2 separate regions of the Mus musculus genome follow, and region 2 is linked to region 1. The links are chromatin contacts, found by Hi-C or POLR2A ChIA-PET in ENCODE. All regions are on one chromosome and are shown on one strand. The core of a region is the stretch at or near the end of the contact, and the rest is flanking DNA. Distances in the headings are between cores, read along the strand shown. Region 1 holds the start of Lppos (LIM domain containing preferred translocation partner in lipoma, opposite strand). Region 2 has its middle 9.6 kb from the start of Gm32126.

What was found. Hi-C counts contacts between places; a loop is a spot of excess contacts on that map. ChIA-PET counts read pairs that join two places held with the same protein, here RNA polymerase II (POLR2A).
Region 2: a map of T-helper 2 cell shows a loop between it and region 1 (1.9-fold over the local background). The contact joins the enhancer-like site here to the promoter of Lppos in region 1. A Hi-C loop is called at or near these places in 1 of 37 maps with a recorded cell type or tissue (T-helper 2 cell). POLR2A ChIA-PET finds 5 or more read pairs at or near these places in 1 of 5 experiments (Patski).

Annotation. Positions count from the first base shown.
Region 1 is chr16:24,391,674-24,395,326 of GRCm38, forward strand. It overlaps Lppos (LIM domain containing preferred translocation partner in lipoma, opposite strand), which reads right to left and starts at 1,982. Exons shown (of 2, transcript NR_037954.1): 1 at 1,681-1,982; 2 at 883-1,434. Lpp (LIM domain containing preferred translocation partner in lipoma) reads left to right here and starts at 1,677. Exons shown (of 13, transcript NM_178665.5): 1 at 1,677-1,931.
Region 2 is chr16:24,148,108-24,151,760 of GRCm38, forward strand. No RefSeq gene overlaps it. Among named protein-coding and RNA genes, the nearest start is that of Gm32126, 9.6 kb to the right of the region's middle. Within about 2 kb of position 1,549, at least 1 of the 3 ENCODE cell types and tissues checked has a DNase peak (open chromatin) inside an H3K27ac peak, as active enhancers do.

The DNA of each region.
Region 1 (3,653 bases), core at 732-3,231:
AAGGGAGTAAAGGAAGCAAGGGATGCTGGTCAAGTTCTGTTATACCTAAACGAGCAATGGATGACTTCCATTGCAGTAGCACAGAGGGCACGCATTGGCTGAAATGCTTAGGGTAGAGTGAATACACTGATCTCTTAAAAAGCCGGACCCCTGGGAGCCTGTTTCCCGTGGAACGCACAGGTACCCGTGTTCTCTCCTGCTGTAATCCTACTTTTGAGTGTGTGTAGCTGGAAAACTTGGGAGGGCAAAGGGGTTAAGCAGTTTGGCCCCAGAAGTGTTTGAATTTTGAAGACTGCCGGAGAAATGTTCAATACATGTTAAGTACAGGAGTACGTACTTTGACACTTAGTCCGAAAGGTTCATCAAAATATAACCGGAGAAGAGGCACGTTGGAGCGTCCCCACCCCTGAAGTCCCTGGTGTACTTTTTCTGTCTGCATGACTGAGTTAGGCTGTAGAAGGTGAGGGCCCACGGTGGTGGAAGGTGGCTTGAGAGTGGGAAGGTCAGGGGCATGCTCAGACAGCTGTGTTGTGCAGGTCATGTTATGGTATTTTCCTTAGATCCTACCCAACCCAATCAAAGACCAGAATGGGTGGTTGTGTTATTAGCATGGGTTGAAGTTGTTTGGGAGACTGGGGTAAAGCAAAGGATACAGGATAGAAACACCCACACCCCCACCCACACACCCACACCCAAATCTGTGTTTTTGGTTAGTTTGTGACAGTGTCTATGTAAACCTCTCTTGTGCCGGGATGAAAAGCGTTCACTACTGAGGGCCAGAGGGCTTCCAGTGTCTCCTAGCCGGAATCTTAACCTAGTAAAAGGGGTTCTCATCGTTGCTCACTTTTACAAATATCAAACACAAAATATCCAAACCCAACCTTCCAAGAACAGGCTTGTCTTTATTCAAACCAGTTCACCCAGTTCGTGTATTTTCTTTTTTTAAGCTGTAAGAACAGAGCAAGCTTTCTGGTTGGTTTTCCGGCAGGGCAGGGTTGGGAAGCAAAAGTTAAACTCCAAAGGTTCTTGTCTTTGAACAAAGGACAGGAAGTTGCCCTGAAGCACTCGATTGCCATTGTTTCTCAAGGCTTGTCAACCACAACCTTCCAGGAACTGGGGTTAGTCACTTCAGTGGGTCAAGTCATCTGCCTAGCTCTAACTTGGGTCTAAGCTCACAGTTAGAGGCCGGGTCGTGCCTGGAGGCGGAAACCCAGCTAAGAGTAGAATACTGGCTCCTCTCCACGGGGCAGGACTGGGTCAGGTCCCAGCTTCGGAGCTCTCCTGTGCGAAGGGAACTGAAGTTGCTCTCTACCATCCCGGACTTCTGAGTCCTGCTGGAGTCCTGGGCGGGGCTCCGACGAGGCTCTTAGGGTGGGGGGTGGGGTGTTCCATGGCAGGATCTCTTTGCTCAAGCTCAGCTTTCCAATCTGTCGTCTGCAGAACAGACCCGAGTTGTGCCGGTTTCTCGACTTCCTCCTGCATCTCCTTCCTCTTCCTCCAGTGGAGGCAGATCCCTCTTTTCCTTCCTCTTCCCATGCTCCCTGTACCCCCTCCTCCCCCCGCGTCCCCTCCTCCAGGAAGTGCATTGCCCAGGGTCACCCACCTCGAGCCGCCGCTGCCCCCCGCGCCCCCTCCCCGTCCGGCTAGTGCGGCGGCCCGCGGGCACACGCCTCCCCATACCTTACATGGACAAATGCGTGCAGGCAAAGTCAGGAATTCAGGCCCCTGACGTCAGCCTCCAGCGCTCAGGGCACCGCACGGGAGACCGCGGGGAGGGGGTGGGGAGGAAGGAGGGGGAGAGCACCAACCAGCAGCCACTCCCGGCCTGCTGCTGAAGTTTCACTTTTTGTCTGTGGGTTCGCTCCCGGGGCCCGCTCGAGCTTTCCCGGGATAAGTAGCGTTAGCGGCGGGGGAGAGCCGGCCGCTGCAAGGTAAGGGCCGGCAGCGGGGCCGGGCACCGGGGAGGACGCGGGCCGGGCGGAGCGGGCCGCTGCGGGCCGCGGGCCGGGCCGGGACAATGGGAGGGGGAGTGCCCGGCACCTCCTCCTCCGCCCGAGCCTCCGCCTCCAGCCGTCGCGGCCGCCGCTGCCCGGTCCACCTCCTCCCCCAGGTATCGTAGCGAAGGCTTCCTCCCGCAGCCTCGGCCCGCGGGCGCCGCTCGACCCCCCGACCCCCCGGGGGACGGGCCGCTGAGGGTGGTGGGGAGCGCGGGGCGCCCTGCTCCGCCCCGCCCGCCGCGGAAGTGCGGGTCCCCGGCCGGGAAGCGGGGGTGCACGCCGTGGGGGAGGGGCGGATGCGGGAGTCCCCAGCGCGCCCCCGGCCCGGGCCTTTCTGGGTGCCCAGGGGGCGGGGCCGCGCCCGGTGGCTTCGAGCTTTCGTGGAATCCCAGTTGTCACCGCGGAAAGGGCCTAGGGACCCAGTGACTCGGAGTCTTCCCATTTTACAGTCAGGGCAGGCGAGGCAAAGAGAGGCAGGCTTTCCTGGAAGTCATCCCTGGAAGGTGGAGCCAGGTTAAGATCGGTGGCTCCGGACCTCTGCTCCCCTGCTGCCTTTTTAAAATTTTTTAAAAAATTTATTAATTAATTTATCTTTTTGTAAGCGGTTGTGGAGTCTCCACTGCTTTTAAGCACTGTAGGTTACAGAGGCCAAACTTTGCCCTCTGGGAGCGCTCACTGGAACGCAGGAGCCTAACCTGACTCAAAGTAGGAAGGGCCAAATCCTGGAGAGAACGCAAAGATCAGGTTTTTTTATGGGAGTTCGCGGAAGGACTTTTCTTATTTTGGCCTCCATGGCCGGACCCGAAATCCCAGAGGGGCCTGTGATTGACTCCTTTGAAGGATAGGGAGTTTTCTTAAGTAAAAAAGGCGAGGCCTTTCGTGTCAGGGAGGCAGCTGCAGACCAGAGAAGGCTAAATAAGGGTGGGGAGTGGGCGTGGGTGGAATTGTGTTCGTGGCTTGGGGTGGGAGTATGACAGGAGACCGTGTCAGTGGAGTTGTGGCTTGGGTACTTGGACAGGGCAGTGTAAACTGTTTCTGGCCTTCTTTCTCTTTAGGAAGGGGGTCCACTGCTTCCCCTCCCCCACAAGGAAGGCCTGGCAAGAGCTCTCCGCGGATCCTTTCTGGGACTCTCCTGTTTCTATACACTCCCTTTGCAAACTTGCCTCTGCAGTAAAACTTTTTCTCAAAGATGTTAGTGACTTAATGGTTCACTGTTTTCACTATTCCCGGCACAAGCGAGTTTTCAGACAAGCTTTAGGGGAAGAGGGAAAGTGTACAGGGCTACTGTAGAGTGTGTCAACCTCTCCCAGCGGGACCCTTTCTCAGTTTTACAAACAGGAAGTAGACCCCGGTCCACAGAAGTTGAATTGCTAGCCCCATATTCACTGCTGGATTGAGGTGGGGTGGGGGATGTTGGTGCAGAAACCCAGTAAGAATCTTGCTTTCCCAGGAGTCTCCTGGTGTCCTTGCCAATGCCAAGGGGCACTTAAAGAGGAAACTGTGTATCTTGTATGTAATCTTTGGAAGGTAGCCTGTGGAATCCAGAATACAATCTATTGAGGATTAGCTATGTGAAGGGTAGGGGGACACACCCGGGTCCTGAGCTTGGGCAATGCCTTGTCTTGCCTATCTTGAACTCCCTCCTTCCTCTCTTTC
Region 2 (3,653 bases), core at 299-2,798, 240 kb before region 1:
ATGAGGCACTGAAGGCTAAAGGAAGGACAGACCACTTTATAAGGGAGGAAGTCTGGTCAACAGACAGATCCACCATGTCAGTCAGGAAAACTGCTCAAACACAGGGTTCAAGCACAGGGCACTGGAGATCAAAGTGTGGGTAAGAGAAGAAAAGAGGTTGGTTTTTTTGTCCGTCCGTCCCCCAAGATGTTGAAAGATGTGAGAAAGAAGGAGTGACCACCTCTAGGGACCTGACCTGCTTTATATATATATATATATATATATATATATATATATATATATATATATATATATATATATATATATATATATATATATAGTGAAACCCTGTTGCTATCCCCAAATGCCAACATCCACAGTTTAGAATGCACTGCAGGAATTGGAGACTACTGGAGAGCTTGTGGACTTGCATCTCATTCTTACCTAGAGGACCACTAGCAGAAGACGTTTGGCAGTAGCTCCACCCTCACGGAGGACTGGACACGGAACCGCAATGACTTCCTCTACGGAGCCTCTGTGATGAAGTCTCTTTGTAGAAAATAGGAAAATGTTCACACACAGACCCACATTCAGATTTCTCTGAGAAGTCACCTGGAACAGTAAAGGTACAATCTAGAAGCCAGGACACCCGATGTACTGCTCCAGCAGGGCAGCAGGGTCTGACAGACCCTGGAATCTTACAGAGTCTTGCCTTCAGTCTAGACTGTGATCCCAGCCACTGGTGTCTCCTGCAAGCAGCAGGTTTCCAGGCCCAGGATCAAAGGCAGGAGGAATAAGTATTGGAGACCAGAGACCCTTCATTCTGAAACTCAGAAAGAGAAACCAGGTCCAGATCACCAGAGAGTTCCAGCCTGGAACACATTATGTATTCCAAACTTCCCTTTCACTCTTGAAAATCCTCCTGCCTCAGCCTATTAAGAGCTGCAATTACAGGTATGAGTCACTGTGGCCTGATTCCTCGTTACTCTTGAGAAGAAGAGTATTAGTAATGCAAAAACCAACAATACACCCAGCAATATATAGAATGTCTGATGCTGCAATTTTGTTTGTCAACAAACTAAAAGATAACACACGCCTCCAGGGCCAGCAATGTCAACGGTCTGGTTGGGGTGTCCTATAGTTACCTCCCAGGTTTCCACGCTTTCTACATTTCCACTCTGGGTCCTAGAAAATGAGGAGCTAAGAAGGTAATTATGCTATCGGGTGCTGACAGACCCCGAAGCGCCTTGTGAATCACCAAAGAAAGCTTAAGTCACACTATCATTTTAGCGTTCAGCAAAGTGTGTTGTAATTATGTCTTTGGAAACCAAGAATCTCAAATGATATGGATGGTAACCAGATGAACCAGAATTTTCCATTTGCCTAGAATACTCCATTGCCTGGCTACTTTATAGAAACAGGAACTTGCTTTAACATGAGAGTAACAATAAGCTACAGTGACTAGATACTAGTAGTCTCTGGCTTGCCAAGTGTCCAGTGTGTGTCAGCAGCAGAGATTGCTGACCACGGCAGCCTGGCATTATGGGGACCCAGTCAGGCTCCATTTCAGAAATCATGGGCGGTGTTTCCATGGAGCTCTGCCCGAAAAGAGGTGATCTAAATCTTACATGAGAGATGTACATCAACAGGGAGCCGTGCCTAGAACACTGTGACCTACAAAATCCTATTAAGGAGCTCAGAATACACAATCAGTTTCAGAGACATCAAGTGACCTTGTGCAAGGCACTACATACACTGCTTTGCCTATTTCACTGTCCCCCTCCCCACAAAAGCTCTATAAACACCTTGGCCAGCAGCTCCCTAGCCTGGGAACAGAGAGCAAGCTGATTTTCACTGTTTTGTTTTGTTTTGTTTTTTTTAATTGTTGTTGCTGTTTTTAAGCCTGCTCCTTCTAGCAACCACTGTGTTGCTTGTGTTGCTTGTGTGTGTCGTTCTAGAAAGGTACACACAAATTCACGGCGGTGGGGGGGGGGATGTCACCTACTGCTCAGATTGGAGCATCCCCCTCCATGTGTCTCCTTTTAAAGATTCTATCACTTAACTTTGATAGCCCTTCACCAAGAATGCATGTTTCTTGGCATGCTTATGACTAGGAAGGAGTTGGCTGACCCTGATTCATAACTGCTCTTTCTTTAGTGGATAAAGGCAGCTGCATAATGCGATCCGTCCCCCATTTCTTTTGTTTGAGCTGCCAAGGATCTCAAACACATGCTACGTGCCTCATTAAAATTATTCTTATTGTGGATTTTCTTCTTCTAACTCTTCTCATCTTCCGGGACAAGGTCTTAATCTTCTCACTCTGCTTTTCTGATCAGGATACCCATTTTGGAAGTAAGGAGCATGTAGGTAAAAAAAAAAAAAAAAAAAAAGTGCAGACTGATCTGTCTTAGGAAAGAAAGGTGGGAAGATCAGTCCTCATTCTGGGGTGGTGGCTATACCTTCATTTGCAACACAGGTTAACCATTAATATTCAAAAGACTAATGATGAATCTTTGCATGGCGCTTTCCATCCATAAAACAAATACTTCCCCATGCATGATCTCATTTTGTAAGTAGCAATTGCACTGTACTGATGGGGTCAGGGAAGGTCAGAGAGATTAAGTGTCTAGCCAAAGGTCAAAAAGGACCTTGGACCTTCTACTGCTGAGCTGGGTTCTGTTGGTTCTTTCTCTCTGCACTCTGTCTCCCATTGACTTCTCTTTTAAGCCAGCACCTTCACCCTCCTCCTGGGCAAGATATTTTTGAACATGAAAACTAGAACCAAACAGATATGCTGTTTTAGTGGGCCTTTCCCGTCTTGAGACGGTCTGTAAAATGCCTGGAAACCACTTATGGCTGAGTGCAGGAGACCCGAGCTCCCTGCCACCTGCCCAGGGTTTCATGCTATAGTCTCTGATAAGCTTCTTCCTTCTCAATAAACTCTAAATAAGTGCAAATTACTTCTCCCTGTCCCTAACCCCTAACTATCATACAGAAGCTTGTTGGGACAGTCAAAGGGGAAAATGGCTGTTAATTGTTGAGGCTTTTTGGTGGGAAGGCACATGATAAGATCTCAGGGCCAGGCACTTCCACCAAGTGGCTCAGTTCTCTGGTTTCCTTTAACATGACAGTACAGTGCTGGGAGGCACTGCATTTGTGATTCTGTTTCCTTCCATCTCAGGTCACTTACCCACTGCCAAGTGCACCGTCAATGCTCTGGGGATGGCCCAGAAGAGCCACTGCCTCTAGAACCATGTGGAAGGACCTTGAAAGGCATGTGTACCAATGATGTTGTGTCTGATCCAGATTAGGCCAGACCCCATTCTGGTTTCCCATTAGGCCCCAGATCCTGCCCACAGTCTGGGGGGGGGGGGGCTGGAGAGGCTAATCTCAAAGGGCCAGATATGAGTCAGTTTCCACACTCAACACCAGGCGTGTGGCTTCCTGAAGCACAGACAAGGAAGTGCTGAATTTCAAAGAGCAAGGTTTTTTTTTTTTTTTTTTCTTTGCATACCATATCCGGAACTGAAACCACCGATTCATTTCACTTTAGATCTCATACTAACATTCAGATCGTCAATTATAGTCCAGAGATAAGATGCCGAGGCTTCATCAGCCCTGTCCTTGTCTCCCCTCACGCCCCCGTTTCTTTTGCTGTGTTATTGCAGGATTCT